Linked DNA regions of Homo sapiens: region 1 is linked to region 2. Evidence: chromatin loops called from intact Hi-C (ENCODE). Cell type or tissue: GM12878. All regions are shown on one strand. Links, peaks and the distances in the headings refer to the core of each region. The heading gives the core; the rest is flanking DNA.

Evidence for each region. Hi-C counts contacts between places; a loop is a spot of excess contacts. Peaks named below come from ENCODE experiments on the same cell type or tissue, not always from the same donor. Only the 100,000 strongest peaks of a DNase experiment are listed, where the experiment ranks them.
Region 1: a loop joins it to region 2, with 2.3 times the contacts of the local background. A loop is called at or near these places in 14 of 110 quality-filtered maps.

Annotation. Positions count from the first base shown.
Region 1 is chr21:14,587,663-14,595,927 of GRCh38, reverse strand. It overlaps SAMSN1-AS1 (SAMSN1 antisense RNA 1), which reads right to left. Exons shown (of 5, transcript NR_046512.2): 3 at 4,460-4,606; 4 at 1,188-1,234. It also overlaps a transcript of SAMSN1 not described here. Among named protein-coding and RNA genes, the nearest start is that of SAMSN1-AS1, 9.6 kb to the right of the region's middle. In GM12878, for the core only: no CTCF peak of the experiment used is centred there; no DNase peak of the experiment used is centred there; H3K27ac peaks cover 1,227 bases.
Region 2 is chr21:14,530,182-14,538,718 of GRCh38, reverse strand. The region is part of intron 1 of SAMSN1 (SAM domain, SH3 domain and nuclear localization signals 1); the gene reads left to right. LOC124905053 (a long non-coding RNA gene) reads right to left here. Exons shown (of 3, transcript XR_007067925.1): 2 at 799-873; 3 at 191-303. Among named protein-coding and RNA genes, the nearest start is that of SAMSN1, 12 kb to the left of the region's middle. RefSeq lists enhancers at 4,955-5,054, 3,929-5,128. In GM12878, for the core only: no CTCF peak of the experiment used is centred there; a DNase peak (open chromatin) is centred at 4,615; H3K4me3 peaks cover 2,722 bases; H3K27ac peaks cover 3,585 bases.

The sequences.
Region 1 (8,265 bases), core at 1-8,000, 57 kb before region 2:
AAAAAGGAATTTCGCAGCCCAGAAAATGGCTAGTAAATGCACTCTTATATACTGTGTCAAAAATAAAATCCAACCACTTAGTACTTGTTGCAGTCACTTCAGCTACTTTGTCAGTTTTCTGCTTCAAACCTCTTGCTCTTTGGCTATATTTTGTGTGCTAGAACTCCAGAATTCTGCTGGGGTTTAGACTTTATGGAAACCAAACTTGCCTTACATTTATATGAGTAAAAACACTGGACTTTAAACTTGTTGCTTAAACTCTCTGTGCTTCAATTTCCTTATGTGTAAAATAGTGACAATAAAACTTCTTGCGATTGTCATAAATATTTAAATAAAGGAGCATACTCCCTCAAGATGTTTAATGAATATTCATATTTCCCTGTCTCTAAATTCCTCTTAATCTCATTGCAGACTCTCCTCAGAATAAAATTTGAAATCACCTTTGTCTTAGTTCTTTCAGGCAGCTATAGCAAAGTACCTTAGGCTGGGTAATTTGTAAAAACAGAAACATATTTCCCACAGCTCTAGAGGCTGAGAAGTCCAAGACAAGGCACCAGCAGATTCAGTGTCTGCTTCAAAAAGGGAGCAAGGCAGCTCCCCTCAACCACTTTTATAAGGGCTCTAATTCCATTCATGAGGGCCCTCATGACTTAGTTACTTCCGCAAAAGCCCCACCTCTTAATACAATCTGATATAATTTGTGTAAGTGTTCCTGCCCAAATCTCCTGTTGAACTGTGGTTCCTGGTGTTGTAGGTGGGGCCTGGTAGGAGGTGATTAGATCATGGGATTGGATTTCTCATGAATGGTTTAGCATTAACCCATTGGAGCTGTTCTCATGACAGTAAGTGAGTTCTCATGAGATCTGGTTGTTTACAAGTGTGTAGCCCCTCCGCCTTCATTCTTTTGCTCTTGCTCCTGAAATGTAAGAAAACCTGCTCCCCCTTTGCCTTCCACCATGACTGGAGGCTTCCTGAGGCCTCCCCTACAGCAGAAGCCACTATGTTTCTTGTACAGCCTGTAGAACTGTGTGCAAATTGCACTTCTTTTCTTTGTAAATTACCCAGTCTTAGGTATTTCTTCACAGCAATGTGAAAATGGACTAATACACTATCATATTGTGTATTACATTCCAACATATTAATTTGGGGGCAACACAAATATTCAGACCACAGCACCATTTTATTACCTGTTATAGACTCCATCAAATGCCCTTTGCTGCAGTCCTGAAGTGCCCTAGGTAGAAATTGTTTGATATCAGGTACATAAAGTTTTCAAAAGGAGTAGAAGCTGACAGTTAGAAGGTTACACTGACAGGTACCAAATGTAATAAAAGACATCCCACACTATGACTTGAGATATTAATCCAAATGTGTATTTGGCTTGAGTTTAAACTCAATTAGAGTATCTAAAATGGATGTCCATTGTGTACCTAATAATGTAGAGCACTAAGGGATTAGAGTGGGCTGCTTCATAAAACATTCGGGATCCCCCCTTTCCACCAACCCTTCTAAATGTGAGATCATGGATTGGAATTGCTCTATGTGAGGGCTGAGGAGTGAATCTAATACACATAGACACATACACATATCACACACACATATATGGATATATAATGTGTATATACTATGTATACATACACATATTCCATATTTGTCTATATATGTGTATATATGCAGATGAAGTCACTGATGAAACATTAATCAGTGTACTTTGATAACAAGATAATTATTTCTAATTAAGACAGCGAATCCTTTCCCAATTAGTTTGGTAGCTTTGTGGAGTTTTTTTGTTTTGTTTTTTAAAGAATGTTAACATTAGTTGTCTCTATTTCCTTTTCTAATTTCTAAGGTGACCTCTGAATGTTGGAGTCCATTTCACTATCAAAGACATGTTGAGACCACTGTTGATGAACTGGTGAGACATTTCTTCCCAGATGTAACTATTTAAGTGGATTTCCCATCTCTTTTCCACTCATTTTAATGCCACAAGCACTGTTTTCTATAGTTCTTTATTACTTCTGTTTTCAGCTGCCACATGGAAGTGTTTCTAAAGAACATAAATAGAGGCTTGTCCTTACTGAGTGGTTTTCTGAACTAAAAGGAACATAAAGCATTTCCTTCAAAGAAGGAAAGGTTGTTATATAAAAAATTTTCCCTAAAATTTAGCAATTTTTCCTGAGATAGGAAAAAATTTATAATGTTAAAAAGCATGTCGTCTGATTTTGGGGGAAATAGGTGTTATCCCATGTTTCTGGGAGAAGTGTACATCATTATAGCATTGCTAAAAAAGAGAACTTGGAAACAGCATGAGTATGCCATAAAAGGAAATCAAGTAATTAATTGGATTATAGTCCATAGAATGAAATATAGTAAAACCATTTTTTAAAAAGTATCTCTGTGTGCCAGCTCTCCCTTATGATATTAAAATCACATCAACTGCCTTCCTTTCCTTGTTGAGATATTGCTAAACAGAAGTTCATGGAAAGGACATGTTTTAGAAGGTCAGGCAAATTTCCAGGATATTCACATACATCAACAAGTATTATAGCATTATTGATATGAAACAACTATAAGTCCTATTTGTAGTTCTTGTTCTAGATGGCTTCAGAACACTACAAGCTAATGTTTGCAACTTATTTGACCATTGCTTCCCAAAATGTAACTGTAATTTTGTGAGAAATAACTACTCTTAGTAAATCATGTTTCTTTATGTAGGTATGAATACAAAAGTTTTGATATCTTTATTTATAGCTCTCTCTTCCCCAATATTATTAACATGTTATTAACATCTAAGTTTTTATAATAGTTTTCTTTTCAACTATATGTATTTTTTTGTCTAAGAGATGTCTAAGTTGTGCTAGGTAGGAGGAAGAGGTGATGGAAAGTTATGATTTAAATATTACTTCTGTTCCCTAAAAGAAAATTATTGAGATCTGCCCTTGCTATTTCTCATGCTATCTGAGTTTTTAATGACTAGTTAAATATCAAAAAGCTGTGGGAAACAAACAAATGAACCTCAGTAAATACTAACAGGACTTTCAGATGAAAATAAAGCTATACATTTGGGAGGATTATGAAATTCCTTAATTAGAAACAGAAGCAAGAGAACTAGATTGCAGGACTTGGCTCTACCACGGACTGTGCTCTTAGGCCACTTAATTCGTATTTCTGCATTTCCGTTTCCACATTTTTGAAGTAAAATGTTGGAGTAGAGAATATTTCTTTAGACTCTGATAATCTGTGATTAACAGTAGGTCATTCTCACTTTTTCCTTGATATTTTTCTAAGGCTCAAGAATTTATGTAAAGTAACAAAAGAAGATACTTATGTAGTCAAATGTCCCCAAGGATATTTGAGGAACAATGAATTCCTGTGATCCAATCCTTCAATTTAAAGATGAAGGGCTGAAGTGCAGAGAGGAGAAGTGGCTCACTCAAGTTCACATGGCCAGTCACAAAGCAGATTTTCAAAGCAGAACAATCATTAGTCGGCACACAAGGGCAGGTTCTTACTCTAGGTTTTCTTAACATTTCTTGTGTATATGAAATAAATATTAGATAAAAATGTTTTTTTACTGTGTAATTTTCCATTCATAGCTCCTCTTCTTGCTAAGAATCCAATAGATACTTAATAAAAATTAATTAATTTGCATACTGGCTCTTAAATTTCCTATTGTTCATAATTTTTGGTCAGCTAGGAGGTGTACCCAGAAACAGAAATGTTCTTATGAGTAGTTCTAGAAACTTCTTCAAAATTTCAGAGCAGAGGATATTACGCAGGAAGTAAGAAAGATGTGGCTTCTGTGGCCTTTTCTCTTAAATCAACACAACCCCCATTTGCAATGCTGGTTTGTGTAATCCTGGCAACTCCCAGCTAGCTTGGCAGTGTGTCCACATTCAAAGACTGACCCAAAGCTATAGGTCAGTGAGCAAAAAGCAGTCTTGGCTTCCCCTGCAGAAGTGGAGAAATGGCAGTGACATTGCGACTTCATTATACTATGGAAAATTGGGCCTGTGTGGCTTCTGAAAGACTCCTTTCTTTTTTTACTGTGTTCTCAGAGGGCATGTTATTCCAAAACCAGAATTATGCACATCAAAATCTGCTTGAGAGGAAGGAGGAGCTAGAATATCATGTTAGGACTTGAAAGGGTTTTAGTGTTTTTACAGTGGAATAAGACTATTACATAAATGGCTTTGTTAGATAACCTAAATTATACTGCTTAGCTTCTTAAATACCTGCTAATCCTCTAGCCAAGCACATTTCTTCTCCCTACTCTCACCTTATGCAATCTTTCTCCTGTGAATAATCATTGAATTTTATTTGTAGTTCTCATATGACACATCTACTTTTTCCTCCAGATGTATTTTTGGCCTGCTGTTGAGATTGAATGTATTTATTGACCATACTGACTCTAGGAAGTGATATGTGTAAAACAGTACTAGAACCCCAAAGAAATCACCTTGCAGTGAGGGGGACAGGAACAGAAACAGATGACTATTTTTCTTAGTATTCATATTAAGCAATGTGCATCACAGGCAGACACAATATTTCATTCTTCTTTGCACCTCCCGTAGATTAGGTCCTCAGTAATAAATTAGGTCCTCATCTGATAAATGAATAAATAAATGTCTTATAAGCCTTCCAGGAGAATATATTTGATTTTATTAACTAATTCATTCAATTACTCATTTATTTGATGACTTAAAATTTTGCCTAGCTTTATTGTGTTTTTCCAATCTTAGTTTAAGTTCAGTTTCTATCACTGAAAAATAATAATTTTTAAAATTATAATGATATACGAATATCTAATGTCAACATGGCAATTTTCCCACCAACTGTAATTATTTCTTCAATCAATATTTCATTTGCATAAATTATCTTAAATTGTCTTTTTAATTAATTGTATTTCCAAGAAAGCAATAAAATAAACCTCTGAAGTGAAATGTATTTGTTTTCATGTGTTTGCATTGATCAATTCTAGTTCATAATCCCATTGGTTTTATTACTGTCCATTGAGTTTCTAAATGTTTATTGATCATTGTGACCTTAAAAATTATCTTTTTAGAATATGTTTTAGGTCATGAATAGAGACTAGTCACTTTTATATAGGAGGAAATGAAGATATAGATTTAGGGGTTTAATAATTCAACATTTAAAACCTCTTCTTTATTTTGTTTTACCATGAAAGTAGCTCTCTTCTTCCTGTCTCTAAGCACCTTCCCATTCAAGTGGCTAAGAACAAATTACCAGTAGAAAAAATTGAATACTTCTGTCCTTAGCAAGGATAGATTGGATTATTGAAATCTGCCTTCTAAATACATTTTGTAGTTGTTTATAGAATTTCTTCCCACATGTGATGGCTCACGCCTGTAATTCCAGCACTTTGGGAGGCTGAAGCAGGAGGATTGGTTAAAGCCAGGAGTTCAAGACAAGCCTGGGCAACATAGTGAGACTTCATCTCTACAAAAAATAAAATAAAATAAATTACCGGGCATGATGGTGCGTGCCTGTAGTCCCAGGGCTTTGGGAGGCTAAGATGGGAGGACCTCCTGAGCTCAGGAGTTCAAAGCTACAGTAAGTTCTTATCATGCAAATGCACGCCAGCCTCCAGCTTGGTGGACAGAGCAAGACCAAGACCCTGTGTCTTAAAAGAAAAAAAAATTCTCCCAATTATGCTAATTACAAAACTAACACATCTTCACTGTAGAAAACTAAGAAGAGTAGAATATATAAAGATAGAAAAAGGCCACATATAATGGTGTTTGTACTTTTTATACAAATTTACATTCTGGTTTTTCACTTAATACATGGGAGCATTAAAAAATTTCTAAGCCCTATGCATACACTGGCACAGTTTTAATAATGAAACAACGAGTCATAAGACCGGAAAACTTAGAGAAAACTGTCAATGTGATACATATGAAACTACTTGAAGTTTCGGTTTCCATTACAGTTTTCTTTAAAAATAAACCAAAATATTAATTTTTGAAAAACTCCATTTCTCCTGTTGAAGAAATTATGTGAGATAGACATCAGGTTATTAGGATTTGTTATTTGAATATTTGTTAAATATGACACTAGAGAGGAAAATTTTTCCAAATCAGAAATTAAGAAGAAGAGCAAAAACAAAGGGTTTTCTGCTTTGTTTTGTTTTGTTTTTTACTTCATTCAAGTCTGACGTGTTATTCAGCTATCTTTTCATTAGTGGAGTAAAGAGAACATAATTCAGACAGATAACGCAATCTGGATTTTGTTAGTCTCCATAAGCCTAAATTTTCCTTCTTTAAAAGGAAGTGATAAAATCAAGAGAGATTTAAAAGCTTTAAATGCCTTTCCAGCAAATATATGTAGGTATATACATACGTACACACACATATATTTATATATTTCCTTCTTAATTATGTATATTTAAGAGGATAGGCCTATAAATCTGAAAGTACCTGATACTTATCCTCTGTTTTGGAAAGCCATATTTAACCTCCAAATAAATTCCCTGAATTTGGTTGGTCTTAATTTGGCTGTCAATACTAGATAACTAGTAATTATGCTGGCATTTAAAGATCTTGTAAGAAAGAACATTGGATTAAAAGTCAGAATACTTGATTTCCATCCCAACTCTATTATTAATAAATTATCTTTCCTTGAGTAAGCCACTTAACTTCTCTGAGTTTTCTCATTTTTTATATAGCCTGGTAGACTAGATGTCTAATAATTTCCATCCTAGCTCATAAAATATGATCGTAGGACTAATCCAGTTCAATAATTCATTGATGCTATCTTCTAAAAAGTATTCTCTAATATTAATATTCAAGCAAAGTGTCTGAAAATGAGATATATTTAACCAAGCACTTCTAACAAAATTTTTGTATTACTTAAGGAAGAGTGAGCAAAATGAACTAAAAGATATTTCTGTTTATAGACACAAATATATGAAATACATAGTATATACATGTTAAATATATACATATGAAAAATTACATTTACATTAACATATAATTACCATTTTGATGGAAATTTATATCTTTCAAAGAAGACTCTAAATTACAAAGACAAAAGTGAAAAGAAAACCAATTAGAGACTTGACAGTAGTTTCAATGAAAGAAAATTAAACTAGATTGGTAACAATAGAGATGGAGAAAAAGAAACATTCAAGATACATTTTGGAGATAGAATAGACGAAACTCTTAGTTATGGACATTCAAGATACATTTTGAAGATAGAATAGATGAAACTCTTAGTTATGGAATGTGCACTTGGGTGGATGAAGATGGCCTTCACTGAGTTGAAGAAGATGGGATGAGCATCATATTTGGAGCATAGTTCTAGAGGTCAGTTCTGACTGTGCTTAGTGGGCAAAGGACATGAACAGATACTTCTCAAAAGAAGACATTTATGCAGCCAAAAAACACATGAAAAAATGCTCATCATCACTGGCCATCAGAGAAATGCAAATCAAAACCACAATGAGATACCATCTCACACCAGTTAGAATGGCGATCATTAAAAAGTCAGGAAACAACAGGTGCTGGAGAGGATGTGGAGAAATAGGAACACTTTTACACTGTTGGTGGGACTGTAAACTAGTTCAACCATTGTGGAAGTCAGTGTGCCGATTCCTCAGGGATCTAGAACTAGAAATACCATTTGACCCAGCCATCCCATTACTGGGTATATACCCAAAGGACTATAAATCATGCTGCTATAAAGACACATGCACACGTATGTTTATTGCGGCATTATTCACAATAGCAAAGACTTGGAACCAACCCAAATGTCCAACAATGATAGACTGGATTAAGAAAATATGGCACATATACACCATGGAATACTATGCAGCCATAAAAAATGATGAGTTCATGTCCTTTGTAGGGACATGGATGAAATTGGAAATCATCATTCTCAGTAAACTATCGCAAGAACAAAAAACCAAACACCGCATATTCTCACTCATAGGTGGGAATTGAACAATGAGATCACATGGACACAGGAAGGGGAATATCACACTCTGGGGACTGTTGCGGGGTGGGGGGAGGGGGGAGGGATAGCATTGGGAGATATACCTAATGCAGCGCACCAGCATGGCACATGTATACATATGTAACTAACCTGCACAATGTGCACATGTACCCTAAAACTTAAAGTGTAATAAAAAAAATTTAAAAAATAAATAAATAAATAAATAAGGTGATGGATAAAACAACAAAAAAATTGTTTTAAATACATAGTTGGATATGTGAGTCTGAAGCTCTGCAGAGAGGCCTGGGG
Region 2 (8,537 bases), core at 263-8,262:
GATTATGAGCTGTTTTCACTGCACTGCCTGCTGTGCAAATTTATGCTCCTAGACAAGGATGACACATAGTTGTACCATTAAAGAGCTTTCTTCACTGTTTTTTTGTATCAAGACTGCTAGGATACATTTTTAACTCTTATCTAACCAGGTATAAGAAAGAGAATAAGTATTTATATGCACTGGTGCTTACTTGAGGCCAGGTACTTGTCCAAGGTGCTCATGTCCATTATTATGTTTAATCTTCTCAAAACCCCAGGAGGTAGACATTATTTTTATCTCCAATTTACAAAGAAGAAAAAAGCCCTGTAGATGCAAAAATTTTCCACAAGTTAAAAGATTTGGGATTTATGGCACAGTTTTTCTGCTTCTAAGCCTGTGTCTCTCTCCTCCTACTCTCTATTACTTCTTCATCTGGGGTACAATTTTTGTTGAATGTTTGCCTTTTCAAACAGAGTTTTCTGGAATAAAATACATGATATAAAATGTAGGTAATATGTTAGATTTACTCTTTTCCCCTTTAAAAAACGGTGGCTATAAGTAAATATTTATTTTAACTTCTAGTTATTACCTCCGTCCGCTCCAAAAACAAAACAAAACAAAAAACCAGATATCTCAAAAGGTTGTCTTCATTTTTGTGTTTATGTAGCATTTATAGCATTTTAAAAAGTATTTTTGATAAACTATAATGCAAACATAAAACCAAATAAGACAAGTCAGGAGAAAATGAAGTCTAGAACATGTTAAAATGTATCTCAAGGTTCATCAAGGCTGACTTGAATCTAAGAACTTGCTACTCACTGTGGTCCTATAGAGCAACAGCACGGGCATTCCAGGAGCTTGTTAGCCATGTGCATTTTCCAGTCTCCCCCAGGCCTACGAAATGAAAACATACATTTTAACAAGATACTCAGCAGTTCTGTGAGCACTTTATAATTTGGAAATGATGCTCTAGGTTGATGGTTTTTGGAGCCTAGGCCGAATATTTGAATCACTAAAGAGCTTTAAAAAAAAAACTGATGATTGGGTTCCATCCCCAAATATTCTTATTTACCTAATATAAAATGTGACTGGACATCAAGAATTTTTAAAGTTTTCCAACCTGGCAGCACTTTTTTCTACTTTTCAAAAGACTTAAAAGTTAATTCACTAATCCATGCATTCGTTCATTCATTTATCCTTCAACGCAACAAATGTCTATTAAATGCTTATTATGGACAATACACTGGCGATACCAAGGTGAACAAAAGATACCATATTTGCTGGAGATGACAGACAATAAATAGGATAAATAAGTAATATATACAGTATGCTAGATAATGATAGGTGCCAAGAAGAAAAAAAAATTAACAGAAAAGAAGGATTTGAAATATGAAGAACTAGAGAAGCCTTGGTGAGAATGGGACATTGGAAAAAGGACTGGAAGAAAGTGAAGGAGCTGGTCTTGGGATTGGTGAAGGAAACTGTACTCTGGGCAGAGGGAAGAGCAAGTGCAAAGGCCTTGAAATGGGACTGTCTCTGGTGTGTTTGAGAAGCAGTGGGGCAGAGTGCATAGCGGGAAGAGCCGCCGCAAAGAGCTGGATCACTGAAGGCGTTCTAGGCCATTAAAATAATTTTAGCTAGTGTTGAAAGATGTTTGAGAAGTGACAGAATCTGGCCTACAGTTTAGTGGGTTTATTTTGGCTTTTGTGTTTCAAATATACTGAAGGGAGTGAGACCAGTTAACAGACTATTGCAGAAACCAGGCAAGGGATAACTGTGGTTCAGACAAAGGAACGGCCCAGTTGACTTTGGTGTTGAGAAGACTCTAAATTTGGGATATATTTGTACTTACTTTATCCATTTGGATGTTTATAGGTAACTTACTACATGCTGTCTAAAGATGGCAGACAGAAAGTTTCCACTGTCCGGTCCCATTCTTGCTTCCAGTTGGTGCTTGCATGCCAAGGAGAAATGGCCTCATTCCATTGTTTACAGTCACCAGAAATTCACCCCTAAATTGATGTCTCACTTTGCAAAGGCTTCTTCTTCTTCTTTCTTAAACATATAATTTTCCATTGGATTTTATTTTAATTCGTAGTGCACCTTTTAAATAATTTTTAGCCTTGACCACTTCTCTCCAAACAAAGCACTAATACATTTTAGCTTTTCCGTTTTACAGAATATGAATCTGTAATCAAGTTTTATCCCAAGCAGGTAGCAAAATGTTTGGGGCCAAATGTATTAGCTATACTTGAAAAGTGTTCAGATAATATTCAGAAAGATCAGATGAATAGCTAGAGAAATGACAGAAGTGTAGCCTCCCCTTTGTTTGGAAATTTGGATATTGTATTTTATAGGAAGCTTTATAAGGTCACTACCTTGACTACCAAGATGCTGGATTTGTTAAAAATCAATTTAGTCACACACTTATCTCTTTAGTCTTTCTTTGCCTTGCTTTGGAGATAAATAGTTTCAAAATCCCTGAAAACTGTGTTTTTTTTTGTTTGTTTGTTTTTACAATAATGGAATCAAGTCCATGCTTTACATATCCGTTTCCAAATTTATCATTACCAAACTGATCCATTTCTCCTCCTTTCTAGTGTTAAAGATTTCGATGAACTTTCAGAAACAAGACATTCATATTAGCTTCTTAGTAGAAAACAAAAATGTCCTCCATTAAGAATTGATTACTAATAGCAGAAGATTTTAAACTATCTCTGTTGGTAGATGAAGTGATTCTTGCATAGATAGAGAGAGCCATTTGTCACCACAGCTGGCTAAGTCCCCCTCCTTCCTTCACTTAGTCTGTATTAGTTTGCTAGAGCTGCCATAACAAAATATCAGAGTCTGAGTAGCTTTAACAACAGGAATCCACTTTCTCACACTTCTGGAGGTTGGAAACCCAAGATCAAGGTGCTGGCAGGGTGGGTTTCACAGAGAGCTTTCAAGGAAGGATCTGTTCTGGGCCTTTCTTTTTGACATGTAGATGGCTGCCCTTTTATTGCCTCTTCATCTGTGTCTGTGTGCTCCTGATGTCTCTCTCTGTGTGTCCAAACATCATCTTATAAGGACACCAGTAGGAACGGATTAGGTCCTACCCTAATGGTCACATTTTTTACTTGATTTTCTCTTTAAAGGCTTTATATCCAAATACAGTCATGGTCTGAGGTACAAGGTGTTAGGGCTTCAAACATACGAATTTGTGGGAGTCAATTCAGCTCATAACATAGTCCATGAGCTTGTACTAATTGGAAGTGAGGATTAGGTTTTTAGTTGTTTCCTTCCTTCCAATTACTCTAGATCTTTCTCCACTTCCAGTTGACCAATCCCTTCATGCTGCCAGCCCCACATTTGACTTGACTGCCTTTACCTACACTCTCCAGTCTTTGTTATTCTTTCCTTCCTCACATCCAAATGTAACTCTGCCACAACCCACTAGACCTCTATTAGGAATCATTTGAAAACTAAAAAGTAAAACATCTATTTGACCCCCTTGACCCATGCTTTCTGGCTGCATATTAAAAATAATAGCAAAAATCATGATTACTTTTGCACCAACCTAATATTAAAATCATCTGGGGTGTTTTATAAAAATACCTATGTCTGGGCCCTAATACCAGATCTTCTGGTTTGGTTGGTGGAGTGAGGCCCGTGTTCCTGATGATCTGACCACTCTCATACATTTCTGTCTGTGCTTCTCTTAGCCTAAAATGCTCTGTGCTTTTTTTCCAACTCATGAATTCTTATCTATTCGAATTTATAGGTGGACTGTCACTTCCTCAAGAAAGCCTCCATCAGTTACCCCAGGGTAGTGTATTAGGGTCAGTCTAGCAGAGCAGTAGGTAACGTGAACTAAAGGCATAGAGACCTGAGTGTGAATGTCTTACTTTGATCTTTCTTAACCAGGGGACTTTGAACATTTTCTTAAGCCTGTTGAGCCTCATTGTGGTAATCATGAAAAGGGAAAGTCTTAAAGCATGTCACATAGGGTTGATGTGAGAATTAAGAAAATTACCATATGTATGCTTCCTAGCTGGTAGTACATGTCCATTTAATAATCTCTCCTTCTGGTGGCGGGCACCTGTAATCCCAGCTACTTGGGAGGCTGAGGCAGGAGAATGGCGTGAACCCGGGAGGCGGAGCTTGCAGTGAGCCGAGACAGCGCCACTGCACTCCAGCCTGGGCGACAGCGAGACTCCGTCTCAAAAAAAAAAAGAAAAAAAGTCTCTCCCTCCTTTCTATTTTCGTTGTGCTTGTTCCACATTTCTCTGTTTGTTGTTGTTGTTGTTGTTGTTTAAACTCACAGTTTTTCAGTATGTGCTCCCAACTAGATTCACCATCAAGAACAGAGGATCAGGGGATGTAGCTGACTCATATTTGCATCCCTGGGATTTTTGTTGAGGATTCAAGAGGGATTGAACTCGGTCTACCTGACTTTCAGATTCCGTGTGCTTTTTATAACACTTTGGCCACCACTGAAAACATTGATAGTATAGAACATAGTAGTGATTTCTCAATATATGTATAATGAGTGTGAAATGACTAATGGATAATATTAGTCATCTGCAGAAGTAGTCTACTCCAGAAGATAGTTTGTAAATGCGTCACTGATAAAGATCTGGGTAACACCCACAACAAAACAAAGTAACCATTCCTAGAATCAAAATAATCACACATTGTAATGTAATCTGCCTTAAAGACAAAAAGTATTAGCAAAAGGGTGTTGCTTTGCAGACAGCCTAGAAATAGGTGGGAGAGTAGAAATTTGCCACTGTGTCTGCAAATCATGCAAAACAGCTGAAGCAAAAATCCCTTTTGGCTGGACAGACTTCTCTTAGGTGAGATGTGTACCTAAGGCTAGGAGAAGAACTTCATGTCTCTAGTCTTAATACCACTTAATTGACTTTACTTTGACCACCACATGAATCAAGCAAACTTCCAGCAATGATCTGGTGTCCTGTGTAGGGTTTCTTTCAGGGGAAACAATTTTTTGATCAGTCAACATGAATATGCATTTTTCTTGGCAGATGAATTTCCCACAGCAAATCAATGCTCGCTTGGTTAGTATTGCCATTTTTGATATCTTATCAGTTTGGTTTATGAATTAGTCACCTTGAAGTTGTATATTTCTGCAAGCTTAAAAATAAAGTTCCCATACTTGTTGAGGTGAGGGCGTGACCCTGGACATAGAGACGTGATACTTGACCAATGTATTGTCTTCCTAAAAGGATTGAGCTAAGTTGCTAACTGGCTTCACTTCCAGGTACATTTTCTCTACAAAAGGAAAATGAATACAATTAAATAACTAAGTTTCTTTATTATATTTTTTATAGTTTTAACAGCTTAAACTCCTGGAGTAAGAGTCAAGTCAAATTTACCTTGTATCAAAATCTACATAGTGATATGGCATTCGTCTCAGTATTTGGTTAAAAAGAGCAAATTGGAATTTTCTGGGGTTTTTTTTCCCCTGAATACTTTACGTGGTTACAGTTATGCTACTGCTATTTTTAATTAAATAAGAGTGGCTGGGCATGGTGGCTCACACCTGTAATCCCAATGCTTTGGGAGGCTGAAGTGGGAGGATTGCTTGACAGGAGTTCAAGACCAGCCTGGGCAACATAGTGAGACTTTGTCTCTACAAAAAATAAAAAAAATAAAAGTTAGCTGAGCATGGTGGTGCACATGTGTAGTCCCAGCTACTCAAGAAGCTGAAGCAGGAGATTGCTGGAGCCTAGGAGTTCAAGGTTACAGTGAGCTATGATCACATCACCGCACTCCAGTCTTGGCAACCCTGGAGCAAGAGACCCTGTCTCAATAAATAAATAAATAAATAAATAATAAAAGTAATAAAATATTAAATATGTACATTTTGTAATACTTATGATTATAGTTTCTTTATATTGTAAGTTATTACATAGCAATCATCTTTTATCTTTTGTTTGATTTGTATGTTAGGACATCTAAAAATTTCAAATTACTTTAAGATTATGACTATCTCACTGTATTTAATTATCAATTATGAAAAAGTCATTACCAATAAAACAAATGTTTATAACTTTAAAAATACAGTTCCTTCAAAGATAAATGTTCTACAATTATTGAACATTACATTATAGGTCAAGGAGTGATTATAAACTGAGTTTCTTTTTACCACTACTCTTATATTTCAACTCTGCTATTAACCCCCTCAGGAGATTGAAGTATTCATCTAACCAAATCCCAGTTTTCTAAAAGGTAAATAAATGTAATTGACAATAAAAATAGTTATAGGACACTAACATCTCTTCCAAACTTCCTAACATGAACTTACTGTTTTATTTTCCCACCCATTCTTCCTCTATTTGGGATGACATACCATATATTTGCCCCCACATAAACATGTCTGTTCTTACTAAGAAAAAAAGTGTTTAAATTCCTAAGACCAGCAGCAGTGGGTGCTTCCTGGGATGGGAATGTTTATAAGCTTTATGATATTAACTGCAGCACTCAACCTCAGGTGGCATAAAGCATGCAAAAAAGAACTTTCTGTCAGTTTTATTATTTCTAAAAAGGTTCCCCTTGAAACAGAAGAGTGACCTTGCTCTGCTGAGCTGACATATGCCACTGGATTAATGGTCGAGCTCTGCTGGAGGGAAGCTCACGGAAACATTACAACTCCAGAAGCTGGGCTGGCGGTGACCATTAATCAGGGGGCCCAAAATCATGCATCAGACACACTCATTTAAAAGTAGTAAAAATGACTCAAAAAAAAACTTTTTGAGAATTAGCTTATTGTTTGTCATTACTTGTGTTCAAGGAGATCACAGAATGACTAAAATATCCCTTGGGCAGACCTTTAGAAAGGTTACTGTGTACCCAGAGGCCAAGTGAATGCAGAGGACTTTTAAGACTAATGGAAGTAAAAGGGAGTTTTTGTTCCAGATAATTTGATAGGAAATTTGGTTAAAAGGATTTTGTTTTCCCAACTTAATTTTTACATCTTTATTTAACCATAATTTCAAAGTAATGAGTACTATAAATGTTTGCCTCTTGGTGATAATTTTATTTTATTTTAAAATCTGGAGTGACTGGAATTTACTAGTGTAAAGATGAGATGGGTAAACTGTTAGGAAATATTTCAGGAAACTAAAGTTTTGTTAGCATACTCAATTATCACGTATGTTTAAAAGTTTTGGGGCTTAAAAGTACTGCACATTCTTCCATCATGTTAGATAATAAAAAATTTTTGAGATTTCCTCTCTCTGATTATTGAAAAGAAAAAAAAAAGCTTACATCTAAGATCCTGAAAGAAATTGCTCAATTTAACTTAGCTAATAATGTTACTCTTGGGTTTTCTTTTTTAACTCCTTTGATGATAAAATTGAATAGACATAATTTCTCTTTTATACTTTTAATAGTTTGTCTTTTAGATTAATGACACTATACAAAATACATATGATAAATCTTATTAACAGTACAACAAATAGAAAAATCAGTCACTTATTACAAAAACCAGAATAAATTTGGTATTTAAGTTTATGGTTAATGTAGTAAGGTCTATTGAGATCAATATTCGAAGTTATTCTTCTCTTAACTAATAGTTGCTTTTTTAAACCATCATCTTCAATATTACCTTTTGTCTATTTGCCATATCCTATACAGCAGTATTATTTAGGCAGAATTATTTATTTGTAGAATTATTTGTTTTTGTTTAGTTATAGAATTAAAATAGTTGAAAATGATGTGACTAGTTAAAATATTATTTAATATTCTATAATAAATAGAAAAATAAAATATGCATAGAAAAGACAGTTAATTTCCAAACTTATGGAAGAATAATGTATATTTTTTGTAAATTGAAAATTTCAGTCATCCATCTTTTGAATTGCCCTCCCTGTATCAAGGTACCTAGATAACAAAATTAGTAATGCAAAATTTGCTCAGGGAAATAATTTGAGTAGAGGTGGCAAATGCAGTTCCTCTCTTCTTCCCCTAAACACCCACTATCTTCTGTAACCACTGTGGACACAGTTAATCATGACTTTTTAACTCTGAAAATGGCTTTAGAACGCTTCTCAACACAGCTCTTCATGAAACATCGACCAACTATCCATGCTGGTGCATGAGTTGAAAACTTTTTGTCAGTTTTAGTTTCAAGAGATAGTTCATCCAGACAATGAAAAATCCCAGTGAAATATCCCTATAACAAATAAAAAATATTTTTATAGTGACCTAAATGATTATGTTTACTAGAGACAGTATTTATTTCTCTCCTATGAAAGTTTGGGAGAGAATTATATTAGATACTAGACACATTTTTTATCATCCAGTGATCCATCTTATACATAGCATATGTTCCACTACCTTTCTTACTTATCATAACTTTAGCAATCACAATCTTCGGATTTGGTGATTATTTCTTTCTTTTTTTTTTTTTTTTTTTTGAGACGGAGTCTCGCTCTGTTGCCCAGGCTGGAGCGCATTGGCTCAATCTCGGCTCACTGCAAGCTCCGCCTCCCAGGTTCACGCCATTCTCCTGCCTCAGCCTCCCAAGTAGCTGGGACTACAGGCACCCGCCA